2 separate regions of the Mus musculus genome follow, and region 1 is linked to region 2. The links are chromatin loops, found by intact Hi-C in ENCODE. Cell type or tissue: heart. All regions are shown on one strand. Each heading gives the region's core, and the rest is flanking DNA. Links, peaks and the distances in the headings are about the cores only.

What was found. A loop is a pair of places that touch in the nucleus more often than their neighbours do. Peaks named below come from ENCODE experiments on the same cell type or tissue, not always from the same donor. Only the 100,000 strongest peaks of a DNase experiment are listed, where the experiment ranks them.
Region 1: it touches region 2 in a loop (5-fold over the local background); 6 of 42 quality-filtered maps call a loop at or near these places.

What each region holds. Positions count from the first base shown.
Region 1 is chr14:66,727,581-66,738,072 of GRCm38, reverse strand. Adra1a (adrenergic receptor, alpha 1a) reads right to left here. Exons shown (of 4, transcript NM_001271760.1): 3 at 10,073-10,492; 4 at 4,611-6,509. The coding sequence ends at 10,110. Among named protein-coding and RNA genes, the nearest start is that of Adra1a, 98 kb to the right of the region's middle. In heart, for the core only: no CTCF peak of the experiment used is centred there; a DNase peak (open chromatin) is centred at 5,352.
Region 2 is chr14:66,632,502-66,642,993 of GRCm38, reverse strand. It overlaps Adra1a (adrenergic receptor, alpha 1a), which reads right to left and starts at 7,743. Exons shown (of 4, transcript NM_001271760.1): 1 at 7,391-7,743; 2 at 4,534-5,540. The coding sequence starts at 5,416. In heart, for the core only: a CTCF peak has its summit at 6,096; a DNase peak (open chromatin) is centred at 6,133; H3K4me3 peaks cover 2,500 bases; H3K27me3 peaks cover 2,427 bases.

The DNA.
Region 1 (10,492 bases), core at 3,886-6,385, 96 kb before region 2:
GGATTTGTTTTGTGTGCTGGCTTCCCTCTACTTCTATGGATAGGCTAGGGTTTGAGGGACACTAAAGGGACTTCAGTGTTCAGTCGTTTTTTGTGTGTGGTGTTGGGGATTAACTAGACCATATTCATACCAGGCCACTGAGCAGCACATTACACCTTGGGTGTTTAACTTGTAAGAATCCACTGGGGGAAGTTATCTAAGCTTGCTTTATAGATATTGAACTGCTTGTGTCCCAGCGTTGAAGGCCGTGACGTGACTGTGAGATTTGTGTCCCTGTGAGATGATGTTTAGGCAAGGGACATGCCCACATGTCGGGCAGGATTCAGCATCTCCTGGAGTGACCCCAGAAGGACAGAGGGCAATTTGGGGAGATTGGATATCAGTCACAGATAGGTATCTGGCTTCCTGTAATAGACATATATTTCAATAAAATGCAGGGTAGGTGGACCTTTAGAGATCCCTATTCTGATTTTTTTAAAATGAGCTTTCTTTGTTTTACATTTTACTTATTTATTTTACATGTGTGGCGAAGCACATGTGTGGAGGTCAGAGAACAACTGAAGGAATTGGCTCTCGCCACCATGTGGATCCCAGGGACTAAACTCCGACCTTCAGGCTTGGTGGCAAGTGTTTAGCCGTCTTGCTGGCCCCCATATTCTGCTTTGAGACCACCAGGTATCAATGCAATAAAATGCTCTCTTTTCACAGGGTAGCATTTTTTACTCCAAACTTCAAACATCCATTTTTTAGAGAGTCAGAACTTGGCAAAGAGGGTTCCCAGAATTGAGACATCTGTACCCCGTCAGTGGGACAGCCCCGTGATGTCCTCCTGACCTCTGAGGGGCCATGCCCCAGCTTCCTCTCTCCCAGCACTCAGAGAAACAGCCACTTGGGTCAAGGTTCTCCCCTTGGCTCTTTCCATAACCTCACAGCTGCTCCCTAAAACCGAGACCTGAAATAGCCACGGGCTGTGTTTATCTGAAGCACAGTTGGACCAAAAAGCTCAGCTCACAAGCCGACTTTTCCCTTCTGCTTAGAGCAGATTTGAGGTTTGGAGTCATGAGAGACTGCTGGCATCGAGACGGTGGCCAACCTCTGCCAGACACAGCCTCCCAAATATGCCAGCCATGCTCAGTGATGCTTGTGGTGTGAACCTTCCCATGAAGTCACTTGTCCAGAGGTGCCCAGAGGTCCTTGGAATGGCCCATGGCACTATCCAAGGAGAACATGTGTCCTACAGCTCCTGTTGCTGCTGAATTCCATGCCAACTCCAGCTGCCCCTGCTAGTAATTGGGAATGGCTGTTCGCCTTGTAACCATTTACTTCTGACAGTTGCCAGGCATTGCTTAGCCCTGACTCCTTAGACAAATTTAAACTGAAGCTCTGTGTCGAATCCTGTCCCTTGTCCTGCAATCAGGATGCCTTTTTTTTTTTTCTTGTGGCATCAGCCCTATAAACACATGTGCACCAAGTATGTAGTGCCTTTCACAGGACAGCTGTGATAATGTACCCTGTTGGTAGCCGAGAAAAGCGCAACCACCACCCTGCCTAGACAGTCCCACCCTGGTGGAAATCTTCAAAGTAGCTCAGGGAGTTTGACTTAAAAAAAAAAATTAAAGTGGAGTTTCCAGGTAAAAGCATCTCTAATCCAAAGAAAATAGCACGGTGGGGGAAGGGTACAGATAACAGAGCTGGCGTCTGAGTTTCGGAGTGCAGCGCCCCGGCAGGGCACAGCCTGTTTCTGATTTCCTTTCTAATCATACAAAAGACATCTGTGGATGCTGCCGATCTTGCAGGTGAGCCGGAGGAGGGATTCAGGGTAACGGAAAAACTTACTCTATCAGTTGTTGACTGTGGAGTGTTTAGGCCTTAATAACACTCAATCCGTGGAGGGAAGAACTGGGATGGGAAAATGACACAAACGGGGCGTGCCCTGGTGGGTCGAAGAGGCCCACTGTGAGTGGGTTGGTTTTTATCATCTCATGAGGCATCTTCCTGAATTCCCATCACACCTGCCACACCCTCCCCTGCCCCATTTCACAGGTGAAGACAGGTCAAGGAGCTTGCTTTGAGTCACCATGAGACAGGAGGAGGCACACTACAGCCCAGGACTGATGACCTTGCCTATAGCTCTTTTGGCTTTCCTCCAGAGCTAGGGGTCTGGGTGGAGCTGAGTAGGTCAAGGTTCAGCATGCTGAGTCTGGTTCAGGTTCACACAAGAGAATTTCAGAGCAATGAGTGGGTCAAGTCTCAGGCTTCTATCTCTCAAACTCCTTGCAGACCTTCCCCTCTCTCCAGATGCCCACATCTTCATGCCAGCTCTCTGTGAGACTCTTTCATTTACAGTGTGACTATAAAGTCTCAACCGTTAGTATGCTATCATTTCAAAGAGTGTTAAAGGGCTTAGCTTGGAGCATGTGTTCTAAAAATATAGCTATGCATGTGTATGTGTGTAGGCAAGAGAATTTCCTCAGGAAGTGTCTCTCAGGAGCAGGCTACCTTGTCTTTTAGGTATAGTCTCTCACCTTTACCTGGAACTCAGTGCTTTGACTAGGCTGGCCAGCCAGCGAGCTCCAGAGATCCACCTGTCTGCCCCTCAGTGCTGGGAGCTGTGATCCCTTCCTTTCCTTGATTTCTTCCTTCCTTCCTGTCAGTTTTCTCTTCCTTTTTTCTTTCATGGTTTCTAGGGAATTCTTGATGCTTGCAAGGCAAAGACTTCACAAGTTGGCTTAACCCTCACAGACCTACAAAATCGACTTTTCACGACTTAAGCCTTCCTTCTGCACCATCCATCTGAGTCACAGGAAGGCGTGAGATGATCTTGGTGTCTGCAAGCTTGGGTTAGGTCACCATAGTTATAACTGAAAGGATGCTGTTTGTAACTTGTCAGGTCCAGAGAATACAGATTCTCTTCCTTCACCTCTGATGAGGAAAGCATGCATTTTGATGTGGGCTTTCGAAGCTGAGACAGGATGGCTCTAGCAGACCTCCTGCTCTCACTTGAAGTTAGGGATGAGGGTTGGGTGCGGTACTCAATCTAGGAAGGCAAGAGTCAGGCTGGCTGCCAGGAATGGAGGTGAGAGCAAGCAAGGTCTCTATCTTTTAATTAACTTGTTCCCCAGTAAGGGGTTCACTCTAAAAAAAAACCCCACAAAACAAAAACAAGTTTGTAGGAAACTGGCAATAAATTGCTACTAAGTATCTAAGGTACTTGCAGGTCACCCTTCTTAATAGCTGTGATGGTTTGTATATTCTTGGACCAGGGAGTGGCACCATTTGGAGGTGTGACCTTGTTGGAATAGGTGTGACCTGGTTGGAGTAGGTGTGTCACTGTGGGCGTGGACTTAAGACTCTCACCCTAGTTGTCTGGAAGTCAATCTTCCACTAGCAGCCTTCAGATGAAGATGTAGAACTCTTAGCTCCTCCTGCACCATGCCTGCCAAGATGCTGCCATATTCCCACCTTGATAATGGACTGAACCTCAAAACCTGTAAGCCAGCCCCAATGAAATGTTTTCCTTATAAGAGTTGCCTTGGTCATAGTGTTTGTTCACAGAATTAAAACACTAAGTCAATAGCGTTCCTATTTTATCAGCTGGATCTTTAAAAAAAGTTTATTTATTTATATATTTACTTATTTACTTATTTATTTAATGTATGTGAATACACTGTTGCTATCTTCAGACACACCAGAAAAGGGAATCTGATCTCATTACAACCATGTGGTTGCTGGGAATCGAACTAAGAACCTCTGGAAGAACAGTTGGTGCTCTTAACTGCTGAGCCATCTCTCCAGCCCTTATCAGCTGGATTTTGAGCACCTCTTCTATAGTAGAAAGTTTCTGCACGTGGGCTTACTGTTTGTTAATGTGCCCGTGCCTCTGCTTTTTACAACCACTGTCACTTGTGGTATGACACAGGGACTAGGAAGGGGAGACATTGCATGTTGAGAAGTCATTATCCCATACTCAGATTTTGATCAGAGAGGATGAAACAACAACAACAACAAACCAGATATCTTTAGTGGATCCATCAAGACAGAGACCCACCCTTTCAGACCTGTCTTGGGATGGCTTCTGCCTCTGAACACTTCTGTAGGTTTTGATCCCACAATACATTTTCTTTTCCTCATTTCTAGATTGGACTAATGCTAAAGATGTGACACTCTAGACAAGGCACTGCAATGTGATGGAGATAGTGAGACCAGAGACATCTCCTGCCCAAGAGGTTCTGGGGTAGGGATCACGGCAGGAAACCAAAGCCTTGATTTTGGACTTCTAGCATCCAGGACTGCGATGAAGCCAGTGAATGTTGCTGAAGCTGGGCAAGCCCGCAGAACTGTGTAAAAATGCACCCGATAAATGAACACAGGGATATAAAGGCCGAAGCTCCTGGCAAAAACTGGAACACCCATGTTGGGGAAGATTCTTCAGAGCGGAAGTTTTCCATCAAGTTCAATGGCAGGGACCATGAAAAGGGCAATCCCAAGTTCCAGGGGGCGCACAGGACGATGTGTGTTTCGAGGAACAAGAAACAGAACGTTGGAGACAACAGCAGCCCCGTGGATCATTAGCCTGGGATTTGTCACCCGATGGATTAGTCATTGTTCAAGGTAAAGGGGGAACTGAGTTTAATTTATGAGTTCATCAAGGCCTTGAAAGAGTTTAAGGAACTCTTAGGAGGGAAAGTTTATATGAAAAAAAACAAAAACAAAAGACAAAAATAAGAGACACAAGACCATGATGGAGAAGCAAAGCTGACTTAGAGAGCACATGAAAGATGTCCAGACCATGAGAGGTTGAGTTCTTCAGAAACCATTCCAAGTGGTTTGCATCAGGGATGAAAAATTGTGTCCCATTGGATAAACCTGTCTTTTGAGCTATCGATGACTCTATATTTTTAAAGGACTGTCCATGGCCTCCTGCCAGAGCCAAAACAGAGACCATACAGTTTATCATGCCTAAAATGTTTCTCATTCATGGAAATAGCAGGCCAACTCCTGGTATACATAAAACAGGTATTTAGTTATTTACTTTTGGCTTCTTTAGGAACAACCCCCCAACCCCCATTTGTAACAATGCCTCTTGGAAAAACACATTCTTGACTTCTGAGCAGACGAACACAGAACCCTGCCAGCTCATACACTGGGGACTGTCATTACCCTCTTTGGTTTCATACCAGGGTGGTGCAGTGAAGAGGGGCCATCTGGGGCTGCTGGTCAGAGTGTACCCAATGGCCCACAGGTTTCCTTTGGGAACCTCAGGGTGACAGTCACAGCTGGTTTTGACCTTACATGTCACACTATTGAGCAAATCAACTCTTGCCCTGACTCTCCCCTGGCTTTGTAGCAGCTTATCTATGGCGACAGAACAAAATGACATGTGCCTGTCTGTTAGCCAAGAAAACAAGTTCTTCCCAGTGGTTGGCCAGGATGGGAGGGGAGAAGGTCCAGACAGATCTGGAGTTAAACTGAAGCAGTTCACTATGAAAGTCAGTGAGTCAAAATACACAGCGGACACTGGGGGACATGGAAGCATCTCCGAGACAGATTAAATATGAGGGTGTTCAAAGAAGTCCTTGACTCATAACTTCTATTTCTTCACATACCAAAAGTAGATTCAAAAAAGAAAAAACAAACAAACAAAAAAAAAACCCAAAACTCCTTCCTTTTCTTCTCCTACACAGGAATGAGCCAAGAAAGATTTGATAAGCATGTGGTGAGGCACAGTAAATTAAATTCACATTGGAATTTCTGTCTTAATTCCCTATGATGTTCACATACACTTATTTTATTCAGCCTGTTTCATAGACCAGGATGATCATCATATTCTTTTCTCTAAATGCAATGCTAAGTTACACTAAGATTTTTTTTTTATCACTTAAGTCTGTATTTTCATGGCTTAACAAACCATCACCTCCAGCTTATAGTGAGATGGCTCTGAGTGTGCTACAGGGACAGTGTGGCAAGAACTCCCAAGCCATATGAAAGAAAAGGCCATTATCTCCCCCTCTGAAATGAATAAACCTCCAGTTTCAGGGCAGTTGCTTGCTTACCAGTCACGGGAAATCGTGACTAAACTCCCTGCTTTGAGCCACAGCTTTGGTCAATTTTCCCCTTTCATGGTCCCTGCCACTCCTACGGCCTTTGTAAGTTTGGCAGTGGTGTTTTGAACCATGACATTCTCCTACAGAGAGCAAGTAAGCCTATTTCTCAGCTCACTCGTATGCCATAGGGTCTGGGAAACATGAAGGGGACCCTGCCAATGCCACCTTTGCCCAGGGGCCAACATTATATGCTGAAATCCTAGCTTGCTTCCCAGCCCAGACCCCCAACAGTCAAGTTCACTCCTTCATCCTGCAGGGACCTTGGAGGGCCAGAGGCCACTGTTGCCATGGCTTTTGGAAGATGTGGCCTCAGCCAGCTCCTCAGCATCAGTTTGGAGGCCCAAAGCTGGTGAAGTGTTCCAACTGGGTCTGTCTGTCGCACAGGTGGTTTCATGGATAAAAGCCCTGGTAGTGTAAAAAAGAGACCATAGTGATAGTGAGTATATCTGATGCCTGTGTATCTGCTACCCCTCTCTTCTCTTGTCTCTCTGGTTTTCGCTTGCCTTTCATCTGCTTGCTTAAACATCCACCTGTTCACTTTTCCCTTCGCTGAGGAGCCAGTCTCTTCCCTAATTAAGTCAGCAGGCATTCATTGAAGAGGCAGCATCATATTTTGGCAAGAGGATGGGGACAGAGCTCTCCCGAGAAGCAATTAGGAATGTTTGTTAGTGGTGATTAGGGAACAGTGATTAACGCAGGAACAATTACCTGCTCAAGAAAATAGTTCCTAAAAAAGTTTCGCTCCCAGGCTTTCGCCCCAAAACCTGCTGGTCTAGGAGGTCTTCTTGATGATTCATATAGAAAAGGAAGCAAGCTAAAATGTACAGCTGCGTATCAATGGCCTGTCTCTGGCTACCTGGAGGCCAGCATTCGGAGCCTTCCTCTCTGAGTGGCATCCATGAAAATTAACATGCCCAGTACATGGCCTGCAATCCCTGGTGGGATGCCGCCAGCCTCTTCTGTTCTTGCTAAGTTGTAAAATAAAAGCTGGAATGTGTAGGTTTTTGTTTGTATAGGTTTTTGAAGAGGCATTCTTCCTAAGTGTTCATATAAACCATGTCTGGCAATCCTGGAGGAGCACCAGAAGCCTTGCTGCTCTGCAAATGCAGGGTGTCAAATGCAGAGGGATTCCACGCAGAAGCAGTCGTAGATGAGCCTATGGAAAGGAAAGTTCTTTTTTCACAGTGGATAGCCTGGATCTATCTATTTATTTATTTTTTTGAGACAGAGTCTCGAGTAGTCTAGGCTGGCTCAAACTTACTAAGTATTCAAGGACGACCTTGAATTCTTGATCCCCCTGTTTGCACTTCCTGAAAGCTGAGTTTACAGTCGTGAGCCACCACTCAGAAATTAGGTGCTGCGGGGCAAGTGTATACCAGGCAAGCACTCCACCAACTGAACGGCAGGTCTGATGCCCTGGAGAAAGTTTTCAAGCAAAGAGATTCAAGGTCCCTCTTCGTACACACAGTCTGAATGTAAGATGAGACTCAAAATTTGCTACCATAATGTCGGATTGATTTTGTGACATAGGGACAATCCTAAAGCGATCGTTTTCTAGAACACAGAGAAGAGGACATTCTAACTGAGGTTACTCTGGGTAAATTCCTCAAACTCCAAATAGAAACAGTAAACACGTGAATATAAATATGACAATCATTTGTTTGGCTGCAGCCACTTCGGTTTTTGGCACACTCAACGGTACAGGCATTTCTGGTGGATGATTAAACACAAGTTCACTTTTAAGTTGTTTATCCCGTGCTTGACACTATGTTTTGGCGACATTATCAATTTCTTATAAAGTTGGTGTGTTTCTATCTAGTGTCCTGCTGTGGGAGTGGAAAAAGCTGTTAGGTATTTGGCTGTTGGAGGGAGGAGTGCCAGCAGAGTGTGCAGGCAATGGTTTATGGGGGAACTTTACAAGGTATGATTGTCAAGGTTTTATCTGACAACTCATTTTCTAGTTGGTTTTTTTTTTCCTTTTCCTCATTAGCAACGGTGCCAACGGTGGCTTTTTTAGTATTCCCGAGCTTTCTCACTTTTAACATTTACATTTTATTATCAAGGGATTTAATGATGATCAGTAACATGGAATGGTACCCCGCTGAAGAAGAGCTAAGATCCCTATTCCCGTCAAGATGCCCTTTTATGAGGGAATGACACGACCAAGAATGGGTTTTAGAATTCAGATTTAGAAGTATGATATTGTGAACAGCGAAGCCTATAGAGAAAATGAACCAGGTTTGTGTCCTGGAGGTCTCTCCAGATGTCAACACACCCACATCTGTTAGAGCTGTTAAGAGCTATGCAAAGAGCCCAAGAGCCTAGAATCCCAGCCAACTTTTAGTGACAGAAGCCAAGTTCAGAACGCAAGGCTGAGTAACGACCTAGCTGGCCAATGAGAAGACAGGGTCCAGGAAAAGGTAGAGAAAGCAGGTCATAGTCAAAGTTCCAAGACAACCAACCACAGCCGCCACAGCCAATGCACACAGCTCCTCCATTGCAAAGTGGGTAGAGATTTACCCTTAGGCCGATAGAAGAGAGTTCCATCTGATGTAACGGAGGAAAGGAAAGTTGGGAAGGGAAGGCCAGGAGCCTCACTGAGAAGATTTCATGGTAGCTTCAACCAGCTCGGAAGCTCTTAGGAGAAATTAGGTGAGCAGGGGAAGACGTTATAAAAAGCATTGGTAGTTGTGATTCTTGTTAGGGTTGGTGCCACAGACAAACACCTTATCTTACAATTTTTACAGTGGAATGGCAGGTATAGTTTAGTTTTTACATGTGATTAGCCTAGGCACCACTTGCAATAATCTGGATTACTAAGAATGCAAGGATTTGGCATATATAAAGCAAAAGCAAAAAAAAAAAAAAAGAAAGAAAGAAAGAAAAAAAAGAAAAAGAAAGGAAGGAAGGAAGGAAGGAAGGAAGAAAGAAAGAAAGAAAGAAAGAAAGAAAGAAAAGAGCACATCTTCCCAGGTTTTGCAAAAAGTAGGAATCAATTTTGGCAGTTGTTTGGCAATGAATTAAAGTGTTTGAGGGTAGGCATCAATATGTTTGGAAGCTCAGGCGGGGGTGCACCTGGACCCTAAGACTCATTCTTCATGCCACAAATGAACTCCATTCACGACACAGAGTGGAAGGAAATGGAAGCCAGCATTCTGCCATGCCTGGATTTCCATTATGGAGTTCTAGGCAAGGTGAGTAGCTCGTCACATCAAAGAGGATGCGGAATAAGCAGGGCATTAGCAGGGCGTTAGTATCCATCCCATCCCAGCCTCTTGCTCCTTAAGGGAGATAAAAGAGGGAGCCTTCCTTCACCAGTTCTGGGAAGTGCTGTCCCAGGCACACCTTATTCTCTTGATAAAAGCATGCTGTCCTTGGTTAGTCCTGGCCACACTCCTCAGATCCAAGAGTGGAAAATGCACTCCAGTTTCAAATGGGGCTAAGGAACCAGTCAGAGAGCAACCATTGGGAAGCCCCCCTGACCAGTTTCACCCAAAGCTGAGAATATGGTGTGGTCCAACTTGCTCTAAAAGCATGTTGGTCATTACCTTGCACTCCTTTCTGTCTAGGTCCCCTCTCCATAAATGTCAAATGTAGTCGCTAGTAGGTTCAGCCTGAAAATAAAGTCCCCTCCCTTCCATCAAGAAATAGCTCCAAACTTAGAGTGTGTGCTCAAAATATTCACAATGAAATCATCATCCTGTATTTATAGTCTTCTGGATTGTGTATGAGATTTTCTTTCCCATGGTATTTCTTGTTGAAAGGGTCAGCAGTGGAAGGCAGGATCAGAGAAAGACTGAGGGAAACTGGCCGCCCGTCCTTTAGAAGCAGTTAGTTAGCCCTACATCCCGCCTCTTCCCCTGTGCCCTACCCGCTCACCCGATAAACAGGTACCCTCCTTCTCCCCTTCCCCAGATGGTCCCCTTGTTGAATGGACCTGGCCTTCCGAGTGGGAAAATCAACAGTACCTAGTGTCATCCCTTTTCCTGTGACCTTTCCCATCCTCTAGACTTCCTCCCCGTTTTCACCGAGGGAGATGGTGTGGATCTTAATGGTTGGAACTTGGTGATTTTCTTCAGGGCGTGGGGTCGACGACCCCACACAGCAGCAGACCTGCAAAAAGCTTTTACTTCTCACCCGGGCTGTGGTACAGGCGGATTGGTCCTTCGGCATGGTAATCCTGGCCGATCCCTGGGGCATGGAAGAGAAAAACTTCCATTCACGGACTCCATCTGTCTTGGAGATCTTATAGAAAGTCTCTCCTGAGCCCACCGGGATACGCACCATGCCTCTGTGCTGCCCCTCTACAGCCTGGCTGGGTGGGTGCAGAGTGTAGCCCAGGGCATGCTTGGAAGACTGCCTTCTGCGAAGACACTGGATTCGCAGCA
Region 2 (10,492 bases), core at 4,976-7,475:
AAAACCGAAACAGTACAAACAAGACTTAGGTTAGAAAGCAGTCCAGGGGCTGGAGAGATGGCTCAGCAGTTAAGAGCACTGACTACTCTTCCAGAGGTCAAGTCCCAGCAATCACATGATGGCTCACAACCATCTGTAATAGGGTCTGATGCCCTCTCTGGTGTGTTTGAAGAGAGCAATGGTGTATTCATATACAATAAATAAATAAATAAATAGATAGATAGATAGATAGATAGATAGATAAATAAATGAGAGAGAGAGAGAGAGAGAGAGAGAGAGAGAGAGAGAGAGAGAGAGAGGAAGGAAGCAAACAAGCAAGCAGTTCAGTTAGACTCTGCCTAGGCTCAGTGGGAAGGAGCTGAGAGGAAAGGAGATGTCATAACAAAGGCAGAAAGAAAAGCCTCCTCCTGGTCGCTAGTTGGGGACTTTTGAGAGATATTGTCTCTCGAAGCCCAGGCCATTCTTACACTCGTTGCAGTTTCAGTGTAGGATAGCGGAGGGTGATCTTGAACTCGTGATCTCCCTGACACTGCCTGTCAAGTGCTGAGATTACAGGTACAGGCCATCGACCCTCAGTGGTCAGGAGCTTTTGGTCATGAAGGAGAACTCACTCATTCGATTTTCCTTAGATAGCCTGATGTGGGTTTTTCGCGTTTCAGCTGGGCATATCCTCTTCCTTCTGGATTCTGCTTTATCTCTAATCCGTTCAAACTTGGGTTGCTTAGTTCGGATTGATACCTCTTCTCTTGGGGATTGATAGCATAATGGCCTATTCTTTTCTGTTCACATCTTGTGTAAAACAAAGGTACTTACATCTGCTAATGAAAACAATTTACATGTCCCTGATGGCCCGGCCAAAGTCCTGTTCTCTTAACCTGCTCCATCGGCAACGCTGCTTCTAGAAGCTTCTACAGTGACTTCCAGATGAACTTAACTGCTATGTTCCTCAGCACGGGGGACGGATGCTGTTTGAGCATCTGTCTTGCAGACCTCTATCTTTTTAACTAACTTTCTAGGCCCTGAACAGCAAGGGTGTGCTGAATGCATCTTTCCATTCTTTCTGCTTTGATGTCTGTGACTTATCACCTGCCCATACCTCCTTGGGAGAAATTCCTTCATAGGAAATTGTCAATCACACATTGGTGAGTTTAGGGGTCTCCTAGTCCTGAGCAGCCTACTGACACACTGCGAAGGTTTTCAGTTTTCTTCTGTGCCCATTTACTTACTTACTTTTTAAAACCACAAGTCCCTCTGTCACAACATCTTTACCCTGACATTATTAACTCCTTGAGAGTGCAGCACTTAGGAGAAGACTCTAAATTCCGAGCATCTACCTACTCTCCGGGACACAAGGATCTGGGTAAGCACACCCCATCTCCTTTAGAGCCCCAGTCACCAGCACAACCCTAAAGTCCCAGGTATCCATCACCTCTGACTCTTTCCAGCATCTGCTCTGTGTGGACCCTGGTCTGACTCCATTGTATCCATCCCTCCCAGATGTGCCCTCCTTATCCCGCTCCCTGGAATACCTATCCATCCTCAGCCACACCCTGTATCCCTCAGCCATTTAGCTCTGGGAGACCATGGTGTAGCCTTCTTCCCTGCTTTGTTTCAGATTCATGACCATAAATTCCAAATAGGCCCTTGGGACACTGGTGTGTCTTGACTAAATTTTCATAATACACAGACTCTCATTCCTAAGGTAGCTCGTGCCTTTTTCCTTGCTGTTCAATGGACACATTCCTTGTTCCTTCCCCTCTCTGCTTCTTAGTTCACTGGGAATATTGAAGTACTCTGAGAGCTCTCTAATGTTCTCCTTCTCCTTCATGCTGTGGCGCTCACATCCCTTGACTCCTTCGTCATTTCTTTCTTTTGGGCACTTCTCTTGGCTCTTGCCTCTGCCATTGGTGTCCTGTTCTATCTGATCTTTCCCATCAGAATACAAACATCATGGCCTATCTTCCACTTTTGAGACTTGCCCCTGGCTCTCTCAAGCAACACCCTTTCCTAGTGCTTCTAGCACACTCTTCCTAAGAGGGGTCTGCCTTCCCTTATCCCATTTGATCTTCCATTCTCCCTGGAGGATGCACAGTAGGGCTTCTGTTCCCAGCGCTCTACTGAAGCCTTCAGCCTCACCCAACTGCTGTCCACCATTAAGGACCACCCCATCACCAAGGCAACTTCCACTTGCTCTCCCTGGGAGCTGTGTGTGACACAATTAATTATTCTTCTTGTATTTCCTAATTTTCTTCCCACTTCCTGGGTTACCCCCCCTCCCTTTTGTTACCTGCTTCCCTCCCTGCCTGCCACCTCTGAGGCTTGGTTCTTCTCTGGATGCCTCCTCTCTGGCAGACCTCCCTGTGCCTATACACATTGGTGTGCCCAAGGTTTTACCCTTAGCCCATGTCCCCTCAAAGCTCCCAGTTCACACACCTTCTGCCCACCTGGCAGACACTCAGATGTCTAAGAGACACTCCCAGCACAGTGGGAGAACGATGATCGATGATCGGATGTTCCACGTCCCCAGCCCCTCCCTGCCCTTTCATTTTCCATTCTTTTCAGTTTCTGTTAAATATATAATCATCTATGCAAATTTTACTTCGACAAAAAAAAAGACCCTGCATGATGTGATCTTATCTACTCTTGTGATTTTTTTTTTTAATTTTATTTTTGTCCTTGCCTCTTGCCCTTGCTTGAACAGGTGAGGTTTTCCCGTTTTCCCATCTTTGCAGCCACTGTTCCCTTGGACAATCTGTTCTTCCCTCAGGATTTTACAAGCTTAGTTCAGTCGGGGCTCTGCTGGAATATACCCTACACTCCGCAGTACTTCTCAGAACACTGTTCCATCATCCTTATGCCACCTGGCCTCTCATTCTGGGGACTCTCTGACAGTGCTTATTGGTCCTTCACATTTTTTTATTACGTATTTTCCTCAATTACATTTCCAATGCTATCCCAAAAGTTCCCCACACCCTCCTCCCCCACTCCCCTACCCACCCATTCCCATTTTTTTGGCCCTGGCGTTCCCCTGTACTGGAGCCTATGTGCAGGTGTCTATTTTGTGAGTAAGGACTTTCTGCCTTGTTCACCCTCAGTGGTTGAAACAAGGCTTCAGCAGGCATCTGTGGCGTGAATAGGTACAGAATAGGTGCAGCTCTAATAGTGCGCCCTCCGGGAGGCAGAAAGAGAAGGAGTGTGGGAAGGGAAGAATGCAGAGTGACTAAAGAGTGTCACTCCAGTAACGTCAAAGCTCCAACTTCCTTCCAGAAAGAGTCTGGAACAGGGACAGGCAGGCACAAGGAAGGCCATGTAGGGTCAGCCACTCCAGGAGCCCTGTTCCACAGAAGTTCTGCAACTGTAGAAATCATCTGTGCCTCTGCAGTCTCAAAATGCAGCTACTGGCCACAGCTGGCCATTGAGTGCTTGGAAAGTGGCTAGTGGAGATGAGAGATGGAATTGTGGTATAATTTAATTTTAATCCACATTTAAACAGCTACATGTGGCTGGTGGATATAGCATTGAAAAGTGTCTTTCTTCCATGTGTGGAGGCAAGATGGCAGGTGTTGAAAAGTCTGGTCAACATCTGGGGCACAGTTGGTAATCAAAAACTAGACTTGTTATTCTGACACGGGGTTGCAAAGTATGGTACTGTAATTGATACTGGGTTCAAAAGCACTTTAGAGGGCACGTTTGCTATGATTTTGTGTTTGTTATAGTTGGTGGTAACCAGCACGTGAGTCTGTATTTTAGTTTACAAACTAAAAGTAGCAAAGAAGTGCTTTGGAATGGCATGGAAGGCCTTTCAGATAGGAGGCTGTTCCCAGTGGATTGGCTTCTTGATACTTATAATGAGGTAATTAATTCTGACAACAGCTAATTTTGCATCTGCAAAAATTGGATTTGCAACATTATTGTGCTGTTTTCAAGCTGTCATCTGCATTTCCGGGATGGTTTTGGATAAGAGTGGTGTCTGCTTTCAAACTCACTGCTTAAATGAAAGAGTATTTGCTTACTGGAATTTTAAAGAATGGATTCTTTACGTTTTTTTAATTAGTTTGGACATGAAAAAAATATTTCGGTTGTGAATGGCTTACCATATTCTCTATCACACTGAATTCGGAGAACAAAATGAGCACAGACAGAGCCTAAGCAGACAGACACTATAACTCACACACACAGCGGAGAGTACCATCTAACCCAATTGTACAGTCACATATTTGCCCAGAACAAGCGTGGTGTGTATTTTCAAGCCAAGAGGACTTTTTTTCCCCACCCATAGCGGAACAGGAGCAGTATCCGAGTAGTCTGCTTTGGGGACTCTAAAGAGACTGCGTGGATTTAAGTTAACCAGACTTAAGGACATTAAGAAAAGTGGACACTCCCATTAAAGAGACCAACAAAGTAGTAAAAGAAAAGACTCCAGTTCCCACCAGGGAGTCCTTCCTGTGCCTTTGAAATGCAGACCCCTCTTCTACCTTAGCGGTGGGACTCCCCATTCCCTCAACTGTAAGCAGTGGGGTTGAGAACACTCACCAATGGGCATCACGAGGAAGAATGGCAGCCAGCAGAGGACGAAGCATCCCACCACAATGCCCAGCGTCTTGGCGGCTTTCTTCTCTCGGGAAAACTTGAGCAGCCTCACGGAGAAGTGAGTCTTATTCTTGGCACTGCTTACTCCGCTGCCTTCTGCAGGGACATTTTTACGGTGGATACGGAGCGTCACTTGCTCTGAGTCTGACTTGTCGGTCTTGAGGCCGGACTTGAGGCCTCGGCTTTCTCTCTTGGCTACCACGTAGACTCGACAGTACATAACCAGGATGATGGTCAGTGGCACGTAGAAAGAGCCCAGCGCTGAGAACAGCACGTATCCTGGCTCCTCATTGATTTGGCAGATGGTCTCATCCTCCGGAGCCTGCTGCCTCCAGCCGAACAGGGGTCCGATGGAGATGACCAAGGAAAGCGCCCAGACGCAGAGCAGAGCCCTGACGCCCCTCCTCTGGGTGACAATGGTGGGGTAGCGCAGCGGGTAGCTCACACCAATGTATCGGTCGATGGAGATGATGCAGAGGCCCATGATGGACGCTGTGCAGCATAAGACGTCCACCGCCGCCCAGATGTTGCAGAACACCCTGCCAAAGGCCCAGTAGCCCAGGATCTCAAAGATGGCAGAGAAGGGCAGCACGGTGGAGGTGAGGAGGAGGTCTGCCACAGCCAGGTTGACAATGTAGTAGTGAGTCACCGAGTGCAGATGCCGATGACAGGCCACCGAGAGGATCACTAAAATATTCCCCAAGACCCCGAAAATGATGAGGCCCCCCAAGATCACCCCAAGTAGAATGGCCTTAGAAATGTTCACCTGTGCTGGCGGGTGGGTGCAGTTGGAGCCTTCAGAAGCATTTTCAGAAAGAAGCACCATGGTCCCAGGGAGGGGGCAAGGTCGGGCTTTGGACGGCCACCCTCTGGCGGAGGGCGGAAACGTGAGCCTGAGGAAGCCAAGTCAAAAAATCTCCGCTTGGGGGAATCCTGCGGGCTGGGTTGGGCTGGGGGAGGGAGAGAACACACCTGTTGTAAACCGCCTGGAGCAGCTCTGGGAACCCTCAGAGGGCCACGTTGAGGAACAGAGCATTAAAGGAGACATGGCCAGGCGCGCTCTGGGCTTCTGGGGACACCTTCCAAAGGTTTAAAAGGACATGCTGTGAAAGCCACCAGAAATTACAAAAATCCGCTTCTCTGTGCACTCTGATCCATCCTGTGCATCCACGCAATTAGAAATTCACGAGTCTGTGACTAGTCTTTGCTGAAATGGTTAGCTAAGTGTGGCTCAGCCTTCGAAGCTCAAGGCAGGGACGCTGGGCGAATGGGCGCTGCAGCTGACCGGCAGTGACTCTCAACTTGGCCGCCCATCTATGGGATACCGCTAGCTCCAGTTTCTAGGAGTTCTGGCTAGGTAACATGGGTCTGGAATATTTGCTGAGACCGAAGTGGCCCTGGAGCTTCGTTTATCTGAATTCAGCTGAAAATAAAAAACACAAAGAAAAAGGCAGTCCGTGAGCCAGTCGCCCTGGACAGCCAGGCCCTGGGGAGCTCGCCCAGTAACCAGACTCCTGCTGGGAGCCCGCCGCTCTGCAGTCCATGAGTGGCTTTGTGAGGCCCTGACGTAGGCAACACGGGACAAGGGAGGGGACTGCGTGCTCTGTCCCCCTCTGCAGTCCTCCCCAGTCCTCCCCTCTGGGAAGGTGCCTTCGAATGCTTCACCTTGCCTTGGCTGACCAAGTTCAGAATCCAAAACAAAAGCAAGCAAGAGAGAAAAAAAAAAAAAAAAAAAAAAAACTCCCCACCTCAAATAATGACAATAAAACCCCAAGCTGCAGTAGCTGGAAGCTGAATTTCGAGAGATAGGTTGGAGAAAATAAAGCCCCGAAACGCCCCCTTCCTGCATCACCACCTCAGCTCCACATGCTCGACTGCAGCTGCGGTTGTCGCACAGAGGCAAGCCGGTAGAATCTCAGGGGTGGTGTGGGGATCCTCCGTGTCTCCCTTAGAACAGGTTGCACCATAGTCACCTGGAGAGGGCGGTCTGGGAGTGCGAACCTCGGAGAGCACGGAACCGCAGGGCCGCGCGTACGCTTTCTCCCGCGGAATTTGCGCTCGTGGGAGCAGAGCGCGCGGGTCTGCCTACCAGCCAAGTCACCCTCGAGAAAGAGCTAGGTTCCCAGCAAAGCCAATTCCCAGAGCTAAACAGGGCCCGGATGGATTCAGGCAGGATCTTCAAGGGGCGACCGCTGTAGGGATTCCAGTCTCAAGCCACACCCGGGCTTTCTGGGAGACCTGGGTGGGAGCGCATTATTCCTCGGACCAGGCTTTGTGAGTAGCAGTCACTGCGGATTCCCTAAGGGACTTAAAAAAAAAAAATCAAGTCCCCATGCCAGCAGTCGGGGAAGCCTGGGATTTTCTGGGCTAGGGTTCACGATCTGCCTAAATAACCCGATTTCTACACTGCAAAAGGACCAGACCAGGAGATGTAAGACAGAGGTTTGGGGCTTCGGGACCTGCATACTTTGTCTTTTGGGGTACAGCCCTAAGACTGAGATCTCAGGAGCAGGCTGCTGTGAAAACAATCACAAGTTCAAGCCCTCACAGGTGATAACCAAACCACACCAACACTGCGGAACCCGCTTTCTCCCACTTGGGGTCTATATATGGGTTAAAATGACACTTGTTAACTAGAAGGTAACTTCCCATGGCAAATCAGGGAAACCTGGTGGTTTGGGGTGCTGGTTTCAAAGCCAGTCCCAAAGCGGAGAATCGAGGCTAAGTCCAGGGGCACACCAGCCCACCCCACAACTCGGCCCTGCGGGATGCCGGCGCTCCGCACCGCTGCGCTACTCACCTGCTGCGCGGCTGCGGAGGCCCTGGCGCCAGGAGAAGCGGACCTTCAGTCCTCGCAGAGCCCTCTGGTTCTCTGCAGGAGAACAGGGTCTCCAAAGACCAAGACCCAGTCCTTAGCACCCGCTGACTCACCCCACCACTGCTGAGCCCTCAAACTCCGGGCTCGCTTCTTGCTTCTCCTGGATATTTTAAAATAAAGACTGAAAACAGAGAAAAGAAATGACAAATACAGCGATCCAATAACTCCACGATCACCAGTTTGATATTCAGTTCCTGGACACAGAAAAGAGCGGCTCGGAACTTTGCAGCTCGGGTTGACGTAGTACAGGCAGGCTGTAGCCTAGCGAGTACCGTAATCTCCAGCTGTTACCGTATTCCTCTGCAGCAACCCGCACATTTCGTAAAATTCGGGGTTACTGTCCTTCTCCTTCTTATTTAAAAAGTGGATTTCGTCTCTCTCCCTTCCTGTTTCTCTGTCCCATTTCGATCTCTACTTCCCGTTTACCCCTTCCTCTTTTTTACCCTCATCCCTCCACGCTTGATACTGATCCCCCTCCCTCTCCTTCCCTTCTCTGGGTTTCCCCTATCAATAGGCTGATAAATACATTAAAGAACAAAACCAAATAAAAAACCAACCAACCAAAAGCAGACTCCCTTCCAAGTTCTTACTGAATAGATAATGTGCTCACGGAAATTCCCCAAAGGTTACTTTGAAAAGTTTAGTCCAACTCCCGGCCCGGTTTATTTCAGTCAAGAAGTCGCCTGGCAATGGTGGTAGTGGCATGCCTTTAATCCCAGCACTTGGGAGGCAGAGTTCAAGGCCAGTCTGGTCTACAGAGTGAGTTCCAGGATAGCCAGGACTATACAGAGATACCCTGTCTCGAAAAACCACAACCACAACCACAACCAAAACCAAAAAAAAAAAAAAAAAAAAAAAAAAGGAAGTGTGTGGCTGGTGGTGGCAAATGTGTAGGTGCTTGACATTATTTGCAGATGTTTAAAAAGTACACAAGCCCAGAGAAAGCTCCTTAGACTTGGTTGCAGTAGTTCAAGGAAAATAAAGTCTTTTAAAATATGACCCACCTTTCATTTGGTTACACGGAGTTTTAAAAACTATATGCTCTCAAGGCAATCTCTCCCTCAACCAGTGTCTATAAGTGCACTTGTTTCCAGTTCTCAAAAGAAAATATAACCTTGGAGAAGAGTTTCTTCTCTTTTGTTACTTTTTTTTTTAAACTTGTTTGAGTGGAAAACGTACACAACCAATTTTATTATTTATCTCGTCTGGACAAATTCCACGCTCTGGTTAACTTAGGACTTCGTGAAGTCAAAAGAACTTCAGAGAATTAAGAACAAACAAGAATTTTCCCATTCTGGCTCCCGTTTCCTATGTCTTTCATTGTTATTGACTCGGACAGAGGATGAGTGTTCCAAACACTTGCTAGAATCCCTTAAATCTTGCGATGCTGAGCTAACCTTGGGAGCATGGGGCTACAGCTGCATGTAGCAGGTACAGTCTTCTCTTGCATGTATATATGAAACAATAACTTAGATCACAAAAGCCCTATATTTCTGCTCCCTTTCCTGAACAAACTTGTGTTAGCATTACTCATTTTCCAAAAAAAGATGTTTAGAGAATTTTTTTAATTCGATATTTTCTTCATTTACATTTCAAATGCTATCTCCTTTTCTAGTTTCCTCTCCGAAAGTACCCTATACCCTCCCCAGCCCCACTCCCCAACCCACCCACTCCTGCTTCCTGGCCCTGACATTCCCCTGTAATGGGGCATATAATCTTTGCAAGACCAAGGGCCTCTCCTCCCATTGATGGCCTACTAGGCCATCCTCTGCTACATATGCAACTAGAGACAGGAGATCTGGGGGTACTGGTTAGTTCATATTGTTGTTCCTCTTATAGGGTTGCAGACCCCTTTAGCTCCTTGGGTACTTTCTCTAGCTCCTTCATTGGGGGCCCTGTGTTCCATCCAATAGTTGACTGTGAGCATCCACTTCTGTATTTGCCAGGCACTGACATAGCCTCACAAGAGATAGCTATATAAGGGTCCTGTCAGCAAAATCTTTCTGGCATATGCAATAGTGTCTGGGTTTGGTGGTTGTTTATGGCATGGATCTCCAGGTGGGGAAGTCTCTGGATGGTCTCTCCTTCCCCCTCAGCTCCTAACTTGGTCTCTGTAACTCCTTCCATGGGTATTTTGTTCCCCATTCAAAGAAGGAATGAAGTATCCACACTTCAGTCTTCCTTCTTCTTGAGTTTCATGTGATTTGCAAATTGTATCTTGGATATTCTAAGTTTCTGGGCTAATATCCACTTATCAGTGAGTGCATATCATGTGTGTTCTTTTGTGATTGGGTTAGCTCACTCAGGATGATGCCCTCCAGGTCCATCCATTTGCCTAAGAATTTCATGAATTCATTGTTTTTAATAGCTGAGTAGTACTCCATTGTGTAAATGTACCACATTTTCTGTATCCATTCCTCTGTTGAGGGACATCTGGGTTCTTTCCAGCTTCTGGATATTATAAATAAGGCTGCTATGAACATAGTGAAGCATGTGTCCTTATTACAAGTTGGAATATCTTCTGGGTATATGCCCAGGAGAGGTATTGCGGGATCCTCCGGTAGTACTATGTCCAATTTTCTGAGGAACCGCCAGACTGATTTCCAGAGTGGTTGTACCAGCTTGCAATCCCATCAGCAATGGAGGAGTGTTCTTTCTGCACATCCTCGCCAGTATCTGCTGTCACCTGAATTTTTGATCTTAGCGATTCTGACTGGTGTGAGGTGAAATCTCAGGGTTGTTTTGATTTGCATTTCCCTGATGATTAAGGATGTTGAACATTTTTTTTCCAGGTGCTTCTCAGCCATTCAGTATTCCTCAGTTGAGAATTCTTTGTTTAGCTCTGTACCCCATTTTTGAATAAGGTTATTTGATTTTCTGGAGTCCATCTTCTTGAGTTCTTTCTATATATTGGATATTAGTCCCCTATTGGATTTAGGATTGGCAAAGATCCGTTCCCAAGCGGTTGGTGGCCTTTTTGTCTTATTGACAGTTTCTTTTGCCTTACAGAAGCTTTGCAATTTT